Linked DNA regions of Homo sapiens: region 2 is linked to region 1. Evidence: chromatin loops called from intact Hi-C (ENCODE). Cell type or tissue: lower leg skin. All regions are shown on one strand. Links, peaks and the distances in the headings refer to the core of each region. The heading gives the core; the rest is flanking DNA.

Region 1 (6,895 bases), core at 2,251-4,750:
TAACAACTGACATCTATTATTTATACTCCCATCTACATTACAGCCACCTCCAAATGCTTAGCCATGTCCATCCTCATATCTATCTCCCAAAAGTTGGGAGTGTTCTTAAAGAAAGCAGAAAGAACCTTTTTTTTTTTAAATGTTTCTCTTTGGAACTCCCATTCTATATTCTTACCATTATATTGTGTTATACAGAAACTTTTTAGACTGAAACATCTCCCTGACAGCCTTAGGTACTCCCAATATTGTGATATTTAAATCCTTCTTAAGATCTGACATCCACACATCAAAAGAAAAAGAGTACCAAAGAGGCTGAGTGTGGTGGCTCACGTCGGTAATCCCAGCATTTTGGGAGGCTGAGGCGGCTGTATCACCTACAGTCAGGAGTTCAAGACCAACGTGACAAAACCCTGTCTCTACTAAAAATACAAAAATTAGCCAGGTGTGGTGGTGGATGCCTGTAATCCCAGCTACTCAGGAGGCTGAGACAGGAGAATCGCTTGGACCCAGGAGGCAGAGGTTGCAGTGAGCTGAGATTGCATCACAGCACTCCAGCCTGGGTAACAGAGTGAGACTCCATCTTGGAAAAAAAAAAAAAAAAGAATTGGGAAGAAAAAGGGCAATGTAAACAAGAAAAAAAAATCCAGATAGCTTAATATTTATTTTTGTTTAACTTTTATTTGAACTTTGGTGGGGGGGTACGTGTGCAGGTTTGTTATATAGGTAAACTTGTGTCATGGGGGTTTGTGTAATATTGCCCAGCCATGCGTCAATTGCAGACAGAAAATTATTATAAACTAGGCCGCGAGGGCCCACTAGGGGGCAGTCTCTGCCTTCAAAGCCATTCCTCCTCGGAGGCTCTCTCAGGAGATGCCCCAATTTGTGAAACCACAGTACTGTCATTGCTCATAATGGAAGGTGCAGCAGAGACCAGCTACGCTCACTGAGGTCCAGAGAAAGGTTACTTCTTCAGGTCACACACAGATAGGGCCCAGTTCTGGTAGATCTCCCTTCCCTTTTACATTATTGGTTTGTAATTTTTTCCCAAGTCTTTATTTTGAACTAAGTTGAAAGAATTTTACAGCAAACACTCATTTATCCACCACCTATATTCTGTCGTTAACGTTTCCACACTTGCTTAATCACATTTCCAACTATCTCGCTCTCCATCCATCAATCTGTCTTATTTTTGACACATTTCAAAGTAAACTGCAGACACCAATTCGATTTCCCCCAAACACTTCAGCATGCCCAACATCAATAGAATTCAAAATTTACTTGTAGGGTTTCTTTTTTTTTTTTAACTTTTGAGGTGAAATGTACATACAATGATACATACAAAATTTTTTTTTTTTTTGAGACAGTCTCACTTTGTCACCCAAGCTGGAGTGTAGTGGCGTAATCACGGCTTACTGCAGCCTCGACCTCCCAGGCTCAATTGATTCTCCCACCTCAGCCTACAAAGTAGCTGGGACTACAGGCATGAGCCACCACACTCAGCTAATTTTTGTAGTTTTGTAGAGATGGGGTTTTGCCATGTTGCCTAGGCTGGTCTTGAACTCCATGGTTCAAGCAATCCTCCCACTTTGGCCTCCCAAAGCGCTGGGATTATAGATGTGAGCCACTGTGCCCGGTGATGTCTTAAGTGTACAATGGCTGAGTTTTGACAAATGCATATGACTGTCATTCTAACCCTTATCAAATTAATTCTCTTTTTTGATGTCACAGCTGCTGTTGAGGATCCAAGGGAAGGTATGAACCAGAGAAATGCCTTTATGTCCCCACACACTGCACTCATACTCATGAGCTCTGGCTATTGGGATGTCTATTATACCTAAAATCCCTTAGATGACATGAAACTTAATAGTTGTTCAATTTTTTTTGTTTGTTTTTTGAGGAGTTATAATGCAGTAAAGTAGAAACTTTGAAAATTGGAAATTCTTGTTTACAATTTTTTGTTATGTATTCATTGAAGAGCAAAATGCCTTTAAAAACTCAATACACCTGCTTTATTTTGCTTTTTTTTTAGTATTGTTGTAATGAAGAAGTTCAGTTAAATCATATCTGTCTATGGAACATCTATCATCTTTCTCAGTGTATTACTGATAGTTGTCTGCACACCCCATGAGGCCAGGGGAAGGGTCTCTTGCCCATCCTTCCTTCAAAGCCTATCAGCTTGTTAGGTTGAGGTGAGTGTCTCAGGCACTGAAGTTTTGGGATACTGGACCTAAGGAGATGTAGGGAAGCTGACGTCTTGCTATTCAGTGTTCCTTCTCTTCTTCCCTGGTCATTTAAGTCTCATGAGAATTATCAAGGCCAGGCCAGCGTCTGAGGCCTTCAGGATGTGCTGGGCGCGGTCATTGCTCCCAAATGTCTAGGGAATTGCATTGAAGTGGGCACTGCTGGGACCTGCAGGGCTGTGACTTGTGACTGCCTTTGGGGACAGTGGTCCAGCAATGTCTATTAAAATATGTATACATATGAACATTTTGACTCTCACGTTTTCCTTTAGGGAATCTATTCTCTTAAAATGAAACACCAGCGTGCAAAGAAATAAAATCTAGAACAAGCATGTTTATTGATGTTTTCTTTGAGATGCAAAGAAAACATCAGCCTAATGAAGGGGTACCCATTTTATGTGATACTAGGTAGTTGTTGAAAGCATTGAATTAGGCCAGGCGCGGTGGCTCACACCTGTAATCCCAGCACTTTGGGAGGCTGAGGAGGGTGGATCACTTGAGGCCAGGAGTTCCAAACCAGTCTGGCCAACATGGTGAAACCCCGTCTCTACTAAAAAAAATCCAAAAAATTAGCTGGGTATGGTGGTGCATGCCTGTAATCCCACCTGCTCTGGAGGGTGAGACACGAGAATCACTTGAACCCTGCAGGTGGAGTTTGCAGTGAACAGAGATCAGGTCATTCATGCACTACAGCCTGGGTGATAGAGTAAGACTCTGTCTCAAAAAAAAGAAAAGAAAAGACTGAATTAAAATGAGAAAATGAGTATAATTTTTGACATGGGAACTGGTTACACAGGTGAATTTCCTTTGTGAGAATTCAAGCTGTAAGATTATGATTTATACACTTTTCTATAGGTATATTATACTTCCTATACTTTTATTATTTAAAAGTTTGTGATAAAAATTCTAAATAACTAAAAACAAAACACCAATGGGTTAGAGCTACAGATATTGGTGTAAAGCAGAGGTTGCCAAACTGGCCTGCTGCCTGTTTTTATAAATAAAGTTTTATTGGAACACAGCCACATCCATTCATTTATATATTATCTATGGCTGCTCTTGTGATACAATGGCAGAGTTCACTGCGTAGTTGTGACAAAGCTTGTACAATCTGCAAAATGTAAAATATTTGTTCTCTGGCCTTTACTGAAAACATTTGGCAGTCCTTGAACTAGAGGAACATCTATGGTTAAGTGAAAGGGTTAGGTTGCGTAAAAATATATTTAGTATGATCTCATTTTGAAGAAATAAGCAACAGCAACAGACACCTCCTATGTGTGAAGTTTTGTCTGTATATTTTATAACCTGTGTGTGAAGAAAGGTGTGGAAGGATACCAACCAGGTTGTAAACACTGGGATCGCAGCAGGATTGGGAGTGAAGAGGCTGTGGCGGTGAGGGGGATTGTGTTGTGTCTCTGTAGTTTTCATTACGTTTCACAGGTTGATTGCAATACATATCATTTCCGCAATTTTTGAAAAATAAAAACAGAAAAATCTCCAAATAGGAAAAATGAACAGAAATAAATTGTCTCAACAACAATAGCAGAAAAAAAAAATGAATGGATAATGCCCCAAATGATGGGGTGTTGGTTGCTTGAGGAGGGTTGTTGGGTGGTTCTCAGCTTGAGCAGAGCTGGGCCCAGGCCCTGTCTGGGTATTTTTGAGTTTTTATTGTCACTAGCTTCCATCTTGTGTAGCATCTGCCTTGTGAGCTGGGCCTGTTCTCCGAGTTTCATGGTGTTTGATGTTTTTTGCCTTCTTTCAGCAAGGTCGCTGGCATCATCCTTGCTGAGTCGCATATGTTCTGGGAACCACCTCCTCTTCTCTGTGCCTCTCGCCTGGCAGGTCTACGCTAAACTGCCCCCTGCCCTCCCAGGCCCACCCCACCTCCAAGTCTGAGTTCTTTGACTTAAACTTCAATCCTGTTTCCCATGGGCTGTGGCTTCCCAACCCTCAGTTTCAGTTGAAGCTAATTTTTTTTTCCAGAAATCACTGTGGGCCCTGGCTGCTCTGGGTGTGGTCTGGGGACCAGCTGCATCCCATCGGCATTACCTGGGAGCTCGTTAGCAATTCGGGATCTCAGCTTCCCCTCCAGGCCTGCTGAATCAGAATCTGCAATTTAACAACATCCCCTGGGGATGCACTGTAACATTCGAGCAGCCCTGCTGCAGAGGATCGCAGTGAGACGGGAAGAATGTGTCTTTTCCACTAGATGGCAGGCCTTACCTGCGCTTGGCTCCTGCGCAGACCACCACAGGTGGATGTGCCAGGGGTGATGTGAACCTCCAGCCCCGCGTTGGCCATGGCATCTTACCAGTCATGAAGCTCGGGTGTCAGTCCCGCCAGGGCTGGAATCCTCTTTCATTGGTGACCTGCACCTACCTGCATGTCCTGGCCTGGTGCAGCATGAGCTTCTGGCTTGAGCCATTTGTGTAAAGTGACCCAGAGCCTTTCTTTCTTCCCTGCTTTGCCTTTGTCCTCTACCACCTGGAAGGTGAAGGCATGTCTCTGGGGAGCTTCCTAGTCATTAGCCTCTGTGTTGCTTTTCTGGATGGCTTGCTGCACGTCTCTGCTAATTTTAGGCCAATGTGGTCTATGATTACAAAGGTTTTGCATGGGCTTTGGAGTCAGGCCTGGGTTTGAATCCTGCCTTTCCCACTCCTCCAACAAGTATTTGTTGGGGGCCTCCCATGTGCTGGGCACTGCTTACAGGCAAGGCCCCTGTGCTCATGGCCTCTGCCTTCTTTCTAATGATGGGAGATGAAGAGGAAGCAAACAAAACACTTTGAGAAAACAAGGAACACTATCAAGGAAATAAAATAAAGCGGCATGATGTGATAGAGGGTGGCCAGTGGGCTGAGTGTGATTAGCAGGGATAATGGCATTTAGTTGAGACCTCAGGGACCAGCAGGAGGGAGCCAGCTTGCTGAAAATTCCAGGGAAGAGTATACCAGGCAGAGGGAGCGGCAGAGGCAGAGGCCAGAGGGAAGAGTGAAGCAGCAGGCTTGTGAGTGACAGGAACTGACAGCCAGTGGGTGTGACTGGAGCCTCGGGATGGGGAGGGGTGGGTGACGCTGGAGGAAAGGCAGGGACAGCCAGTTAGGCTTTGTGAGCCCCATGGTGGGCTTGGTTTCTTTCTAAGTGCATGGAAATTTAGATCCCAGGAGTATCTGAAGGACATCATGCAAGGTCAGTGTGTTTAGGCCCCAAAACCACCCAGTGGGGGCAGTCATTTTGTTTTTCTCATTTTACAAAGGAGAAAACAGAGCCTTGAAAAATCTGAGCCTGGTGTGGTAGCATGTGGCTATGGTCCCAGTTACTCAGGAGGCTGAAGCAGGATCATCAGTTGAGGCCACAAGTTTGAGACCAGCCTCAGCAACACAGTGAGAAAAAAAGTCTTAAAAATTAGCTGGGTAGGCAGGGTGCGGTGGCTCATGCCTGTAATCCCAGCACTTGGGGAGTCTGAGGTGGGTGGATCACAAGGTCAGGCGTTCGAGACCAGCCTGGTCAACATAGTGAAACCTCATCTCTACTAAAAATACAAAAAAAAAATTAGCTGGGCGTGGTGGTGCGTGTCTGCAGTCCCAACTGCTCAGGAGGCTGAGGCAGGAGAATCGCTTGAACCCGGGAGGCAGAAGTTGCAGTGAGCTGAGATTGTGCCACCGCACTCCAGCCTGGGTGACAGAGTGAGACTCCATCTCAAAAAATAAATAAATAAAATAAAATAAAATAAAATACAAATTAGCTGGACATGGAGGCATGCACCTGTAGTCCCAGCTACTTGGGAGGCTGAGGCGGGAAGATGACTTGAGCCCAGGAGTTGGTGGCTGCGGTGAGCTATGATCTCGCTACTGCACTCTAGGCTGGGCGACAGAGCGAGACCCTGTCTCTCCTTCTAAAAAAAAAAAAAAGAATTTGAGCACCCGCCTCTAGTCCCTAAGGCAGTGCATGGAGGAGGCTGGATTTGTACCCTGGGTCCATCTGTCTGGCAGGTTCTAACACATTAAGTCAGATGTTGGAAAGATACAGTTTAAGACTATGAGACATTGGAACATAAGAAACACCCACCATACCAGTGGGGAGAGGAAGGAGATGCTTCAGCACTGGTAGTTCTCATAGTCTTATCTTTCAGTGGCTTTAGGGCACAGGTTGGGACTAGTTTAGCCTTAAGGTCTTGGAGAAGACCTGCTTTTCATTTGCCTGTTGCCCCAGCACTGTGGGGTCAGAATCTTTCTTGTGATCAGAGTTTAGAGAAGGGAGGGAGCAGTGGGCTGGAGGCATTCCAGGTAGCCCTGGAGAAGGCAGGAGAGGCATAAGTTAGAAGGGTGAGGGAAGGGAGGAGGGCCAGTGGCTGACGCTTACTGAGCCCTTGCTGTGAACCCAGCACAGTGCTAGCCATCGTGGGGCACAAAAGCCTGTGCAAGATGCAGTCGCAGCTCCTGAGCAGCCTCGCTGTCTGGTTGGGTTCCATCTGCTTTACCACTACCAACAAAACCAAGGGACGGACACCTCTTACTGATAGTAACCACCAGGCACTGGGCGAAGCACGTTGCTCAGCCATGTCGTATAATCCTATCAACAACCTGTAGTCCCAGCTACTTGGGTGGGAGAGAGTTACTGAGGGCATCTCCATTTTACAGATGGGGAAACTGAGA
Region 2 (6,895 bases), core at 4,015-6,514, 210 kb after region 1:
CTCTCCCTAGATTCATCTGAGGTGGAATTGGAAAGGACAAGCTTCTTGTTGGGCTCAAGGATCTTTTAGGAGTTTAGCTGTTTAGGGATTTAATAGTCTCAGGTTGCTATGTATCAAGCTTGGGAACTGTTTGGGAATGTAGTTCCTTACTATTCCTCCTTGTTGTCTTAGGTAGCATTCCCTAGAAGCAGAGCCTAAGGCAGACATTTGGATGCAAAAGACTTATTGAGAAAGTAACCTTTAGGAAAAACCCCAAGGGAGTATGGGAACAAGCATAAGAAAAGGCAATGATTCTCCAGTTGTGGTTTCCTAAAGAGCAGTATTAATACCTCTTGAGAACTTGCTGAAAATGAACATCTTCAAGCACCACCCACCTTGGAAACTTTGAGGGTGGAGCCCAATAATGTCTCATTCAACAAGCCTTCTAAGCGACTCTAATGCACACTATGGTTTGGCAACCATAGAGGATGGAGATGAAGCCCAACGAGGATGTGGTAGTCTTGGCCTGATCATCGGAAGACTCTAGAGCATAAATTGTATCTCAGAGTTGTCCCTGCCTCTGGGAAGAGGCCAGACTTTTGCACCCTTGTATCTGACTGCAGGGAGAAGGGCTCTAATTCCTCGGGAGAGGCAGCTCCCATCAGCTGAGACCAATTATCCCTGGAAGGGGCAGCTGTGGGTTAGAAAGGTCAGGGCTAGAGGTGTATAAATGAATCAATTCAGTAAAGAGAATCTGAAGAGTGGTGTACCAACAACAACATCTTCTTCTTCTTCTTCTTCTTCTTCTTCTTCTTCTTCTTCTTCTTCTTCTTCTTCTTCTTCTTCTTCTTCCTCTTCTTCTCCTTCTTCTTCTTTTTCCTCCTCCTTCTCCTCCTCCTCCTCCTCCTCCTCTTCTTCTTTGAGACAGGGTCTCACTCTATTGCCCAGGCTGGAGTGCAGTGGCACCATCATGGCTCACTGCAGTCTTGAACTCCCAGGCTCAAAGGACTCTCCTGCCTCAGTCTCTTGAGCGGCTTGGATTACAGGTGTTCACTACCATGCCTGGCTAATTCTAATTTTATTTATTTATTTATTTATTTTTGGAGAGACAAGGTCTCACTATGTTGCCCAGGCTGGTCTCAAACTCCTGGCCTTAAGTGATTCTCCCACCTCAGCCTAGCAAAGTGCTGGGATTACAAGCACAAGCCACTGCATCTGGCCTGCAATTGCTCTTATTGGTCCAATTGTCTCTGTCCTCTTCATGAGACTAAGAGTTTCAAGTGATCAAGAGCAATCTCTTTCCTGCTTGTTATTTGCTCATCAGTGCCTGTCACAGGTGTAAATCTTAATAATTACTTATGCAGTTAGTTGATTAAACAAATACTATTTAAATGCCTACTATATCCTGAGCACTATTCTAGGGTCTGATAATTTAGATTTGAACAAGACAATGCACCTGTTCTCATGGAGTTATTTGGCTTTAGTTGGGAAGATGACAATAAGCACAAAAGCATATATGTACATATATACAGTATAATGTCAGATATTGATAAATGCTATGAAGAAAAAGCAGAGTGAGAGTATAGAGAGAAGTATGGGGTGTTATTTTTAGATAGAGCAGTTAAAGAATTCTCTAAGAAGGTGACATTTGAGCTGAGGTATGAATGAAGTGAGGGATTGAACCATGACAATATCTAGTGGCAGCAATTTGTGTGTAAATTCAAAATTATTTTAAAATAAATGTTTCTTACATATAAAGTATATTCAGGGAAGAGCATTCTCAGCACAGGAAATCAATGGGTGAGTCACAGGAAACACCTGGCATTTCTGTATCAATAAAATAGGAGGTAGTTGGAGGAGAAGGACAGGTGGCACAGTGCTTACTGTTTTTATTTATTTTTGAATTAACTTTAAACTTTTATCAAAACATACATGTATAAGATTTTTAAAATCAGATAGAAGTGGCTGTAGTGAAAAACAACTGTTCTGGTCCCATCCTGTTCATTCTCATTACTCATTTCATTTTATTTTAGTTCATTTCACCTCAACCTCTCTTCTTCTCTTCTCCAAATATAGATTAGAATATTTTTATTTTTATATTGGTTATCTTTAATTTTCAATGACATACCAGATACTCTAGATCTCCTTTTATCAACTCTAGAAGTATATCTTGTCTATTCTCTTTGTATAATAATATCAGGATGTTACATCCTACCATTCCCCTCCTTCTACCTCCAATTTCTATCACTGTCTAGAGAGTAGAAACATAACTTCATGTAATTGGGTTCAAAGAGAGAATAGAGAAAGAAGAGAGAATAGAGAATAGAGAAAGAGAGAGAATACTGAAAGAAGGTTAACAAGACTGAAGTTGAAATAATGATGTGTGAATGTTTTGTAAGCATATTTGGTTTTTAATGCTTTTTTCTATAGGTTGAATCTAAAAGTAGAAAACTCATAACAAGGCTATGTGTGAACATCAAGAGAGAATTCAAGATGGCGGGGATGACACTCTTTAGTCCATGTGTGCCTGGTTTTCATCATCTCCTTGACTTACACACATGTGGGTGCCTTTACCTCTGAAGACTTTTTCTCTTCTAACTGATGATGCTCCATTCTCTTCTGACAAAAGGTAAAGCTGGTTTGGTACCACTGACACCCAGGTTAGTTGGGGTCCAATATCTTCTAAGCCCCATATCCTGCCATGTTGTCTTCTCCTTCGTGGTCACATTTTACTGCTGATCCCATGGACATCACTGGAGTGGTGCCACAAGTAGATCACATAGACTTTTCACAGAAGTCTTCTGAGGTATCACAGAATTTCCCCCTTTTCTAAGAACTATCCTCCCACAACTCACAGGGGCTGGTCCTGATGGCTGCGTTTATAGTACATGACCCTGAATCGTTGGCCACAGCTGCATGGACCAGGAAGTGGCAAGCAACATAAGCTAGGCTGATCAGGTTGTCTCTCCCGGAAATTTTGAATTAGGACTAAAACTTCCCAGTTTAGTCTGGGTGGGTTTCTTAAATAGAGATGACATAAGAACTCAAAATCTAGCTTCTATTTCAAGGATCAAAGAATAGATGAAGCAAAACAATTTTTCAACTAAAAATATGAAAAGAGGCAGAGATGCAAAATGAAGTGACTGTCAAGACTCCTGATGGCATTTTTTTTTTTTTTTTTTTTTTTTTTTTTGCTGGTTCCAGCTCCCTGCCAAGGCCTGATTGAACCTCTGCCCTGTGGTTCCTTGAAACATCGTCATATTCTTGTACTAAATTCCCCATTTTCTTAAGCTAGCTCTGGTAAGTTTTTGCCATTTACAGTCAAAGTGAACTCACTAATAAAATATTCCCAACTGCATAATCTTCTCCCTGGGGGATGGGAATCATATCTTTGTATTCTCCAAGGTGCTGAGCACATAGGGGAATGCCTTGCACATAGTAGGCACTCGAAAAGCATCTGTTGAATTGAAGCAACTGAGAGTACTCCTTCCTAAATGACACAACCATTTACAGGGATCACTGACCCCTCCAGATGTTATGAGAAGATGGACAGGAAAAAGCATAAATAGATACACCGTGCCAACTACTTCACTAGCTGACAGCCCAATAGAAGAAAACAAAAGTCTTAATAAGAGAATCAGACATCAGTTGCAAGATGTCTGAATGTCTCCTAGTCTTCTGCCAGATAAGTGGGATCAGAAAGGGCTATTAGTAGACAAGAGTCTAGCTCCAGCCCGCCCTGGAGAGAGCTCTGAATCTCTTGGGTCCCTCATTGATCTGTTGAAAGAGCCCTCTAGTGGTGAAAATGAGGAACGATCTCTAGCCTTACAAGCAGATTCTACGCGCCCAGGTCCACACACCTACACATTCAATTGAATGAAAGGATGAGGTCACCCCCTAGTAAGTTGGGAGGCATGATAGGGAACAAACTGCGGCCTCCCTGCCTCCACACTCCCACTCCGTTCAGTTGTTCTGACTTGCTCCACATGCAGGCTCGGGACTTCCCACAGTGATCAGGTTGGCCCTGGACAGCAATTCCAAAGAATGAGCCTGCCTCACCAAGTCAGAGGCTCAGGACAAAGCTCCAGTTTTATCACATGTATCCCTTTCTCTTATTCAGCAAAACTGGGTGCATCCTGACCCATAATTGTTACCTTCATCTACCTGAGCTCCTGATCCTTTTCCCCCAACTATCCTTCTGCTAGGCTCCTGGGCACCATACTCTGCTTGTCTGCGCTTCTGTTGTAGAGCTAAGTGGGTGGAGATGAAGATGCTGCTGTTCCACTGTGGGTCTGGTAAATGGAGAGATTGGGGCATACTGTCCCTTAGCCCGAAGCTCACTCACCTTTCATCAACATGGTCCTTCTTTGAAAGAAGACCTTTCTCACTTCTATCCAAGCAAGAGAAGAATCAAACAGATCCTGAAATGACTGCTTTGATCATTAGTAATTATTTCATCTTATTTACCTTTCTGAGAGTGGGGAGAGAAATTTTTGCTAACTGAATTAATCCCTCCCAAGAAATACCAACCTCACCTCCATGTTACATATGGCTTTCCCTTAAAAAAGAAAGGTAATAACAATCAAGGCAGGATATTTTTATTAAGATGCAAATTTTCATTTCAGGAAAGAAAATGACACTAAGAAACTTGTAGGGGCCCTCGTGTATCCTCTCCCTACTATCTTCTGTCATTCTTCTGGAGTACGGCTGTGGTGCTGGCCCCAAGTTTATCCATTCCATTGTGGATTATGTGGCAAGATTTCAGTATTTCTACCTCCTGTCCATAAATCAGTGTTTTTGAACCACGACACATGCATATGCAACTAAATGCTCATAGGTATACACACCTACATATTCAAATCTATACTATACCTACACACGTGCATGCATACACATACATGTGCAAATATGTATGCATATGCATAGCAAAAATGCTAGGCATTTGCAGCAAATATGTTCACATGGTCCATAACACTGTCTGCAGGTACAAACATACATTTACATACTTGCTTTACTTCTATGACGGATTCACAGGCATTCAGAATTTATAACTAAACTGAACATAGCACAGGTGAGCATTCAAACACAATCACTCCACAGCTATATATTCAAACTTCCTCCTGCACATGAGTATTTATCTAACACCAAGAATAAAGTCTTCAGTCTTAACACCAAAATGAAAGTAGCAAAGTCACCAAGAAGTTGTGAGCTGCATTTGCGAACCCTTCAATATATTCCTGCTACCCAGTCACCTGAATAGAAGTTCCCAGGCAGCCAGAGATGGCACCAGGGGAGTATGTTTGTCTGCGATTACCTCCCGTTATATTTCTGTCCAGCTAAATAACATTCAAACATGACAGTTGGTTGCGGACACATCTCAGGAACTGTGGAAACAACCCAAGCAACCTCATTTCCAACTATCTGACCTCTGGATATCAGTCCCAGGATGCCATAAGAAAAAAAATAATAAGGGCATTTCTGTGGGCTGTTTCTAGTCAACTCGGTGTGTGCCCATGCATATGCCGGAATACATAGTAATAAAAAGCTGGTTAAATGCTGGTCCTTTGCAATACTGGCTATTTCCAAGGAAGAGAGCTTTCAGGTGTGCAATGCCATTTGCCCTTTGGACTAACAAGCAAAGCAGACCTAACTTCACCTGCTTCATGGTCTCACTTAGATAACAATGTTAACAAATGATATCTCAGAGACCTTTGAACAAAATCTGACATTTTCAGTGACTCTCCCACCATGAATCCATCACCCCCTTCGATGTAGATATGTTAAAATGTATAAAAGGCATATTCAAAGGCCAAAATCTTATAGTCTTTTGCCCAAGGTCCCTAATATGTGTATGACAGAGTCTATGTATATTTAGCTTCTTCCATCTTTTAGGAATACATGATCATGTATATATGAACAGTTCCGGGTCTGATCTGAGCGGGTTGTCTTCGGTGTAAACCAGAGCTCCAGAGAAAGGAGGGTAGACATATTGGTTTGTTTGCTGGGGAACCAAATTGAGACAGACTCTACACAGATGTGATTGTGACAACACTTTTTGCCCGCCTAAGCGAGCCATAGAGCCGTCTCCAGAGCTGCCGGTGCCTTTAAGAAGACTCGGTCTTTCGGGTCTTCTTTTTCCCCAATGGGCTCCAGTGGTGCCCGCAGCAAAAGGCAAACTTGCCTGGCTCATGGGGTGAAAGGGAGGATTGAAGAATGCCGCGTTGGGTGGGTGCTGAGGGAGCGCCAGAGTGCGCTACGGGCTTCGCTCCCCTTCCCCTTTCCTTAACCCTTCCTAGAGCGGAGGAACCGGGTCGTGCTGCAGCGCCCAGGAGCCAGGGCGCTGACTGTCCTCGGCTCCAGAAACTTTGCGCGGAGAGTGGGCTTGACTGGGCAGAGCCGAGCCGGCTGGCTGACCCGGGAAGGAACGGGGGAAGGGCGGGGTGAGGGAAGAAAGACCCTTTAGCACCCCGGGTTTCTAGCCCGGGCGGCGGTGTGCAGCTGCATGAGGGAGCTGTCCCTTCGGCACCACGGACCTTAAAGCCTAGGCGTTAAGACGACGGAGGCGGGGCAACAGGCGGGGAGCTGTCCCTTCAGCACCACGGACCTTGGCGCCCCCAGGGAAACCAGCCGGCCCCCGCCCCAGGACTCTGTCTTTTCTCCAGTTTGAGCGGGGGTGTCGGGAGCAGGCGGAGAGCTTTCCTGCGAGGCTGTGGAAGCAGTGAACACTCTTCTCAGCGGCTCGCCTCCCAGCAGTGCTATTTTTTGCCATCCGCCCTCACCCCCAGCACACGCGCTCGCACACACACGCACGCACGCACACACACACACACACACACTCACACAGAGACCTCTCTGGGTTTCTTTGCCTTGAGTCTCCCGGGGCTGTGAGAAGCCAGGCGCATCTCAAACCGAGCTG

What was found. Hi-C counts contacts between places; a loop is a spot of excess contacts. Peaks named below come from ENCODE experiments on the same cell type or tissue, not always from the same donor. Only the 100,000 strongest peaks of a DNase experiment are listed, where the experiment ranks them.
Region 2: a loop joins it to region 1, with 3 times the contacts of the local background. A loop is called at or near these places in 63 of 110 quality-filtered maps.

The regions. Positions count from the first base shown.
Region 1 is chr16:24,041,401-24,048,295 of GRCh38, forward strand. The region is part of intron 5 of PRKCB (protein kinase C beta); the gene reads left to right. Among named protein-coding and RNA genes, the nearest start is that of MIR1273H, 160 kb to the right of the region's middle. In lower leg skin, for the core only: no CTCF peak of the experiment used is centred there; no DNase peak of the experiment used is centred there.
Region 2 is chr16:24,249,524-24,256,418 of GRCh38, forward strand. CACNG3 (calcium voltage-gated channel auxiliary subunit gamma 3) reads left to right here and starts at 6,812. Exons shown (of 4, transcript NM_006539.4): 1 at 6,812-6,895. LINC02194 (long intergenic non-protein coding RNA 2194) reads left to right here. Exons shown (of 4, transcript NR_146569.1): 3 at 2,410-2,608; 4 at 3,184-3,337. RefSeq lists an enhancer at 6,560-6,895. In lower leg skin, for the core only: no CTCF peak of the experiment used is centred there; no DNase peak of the experiment used is centred there.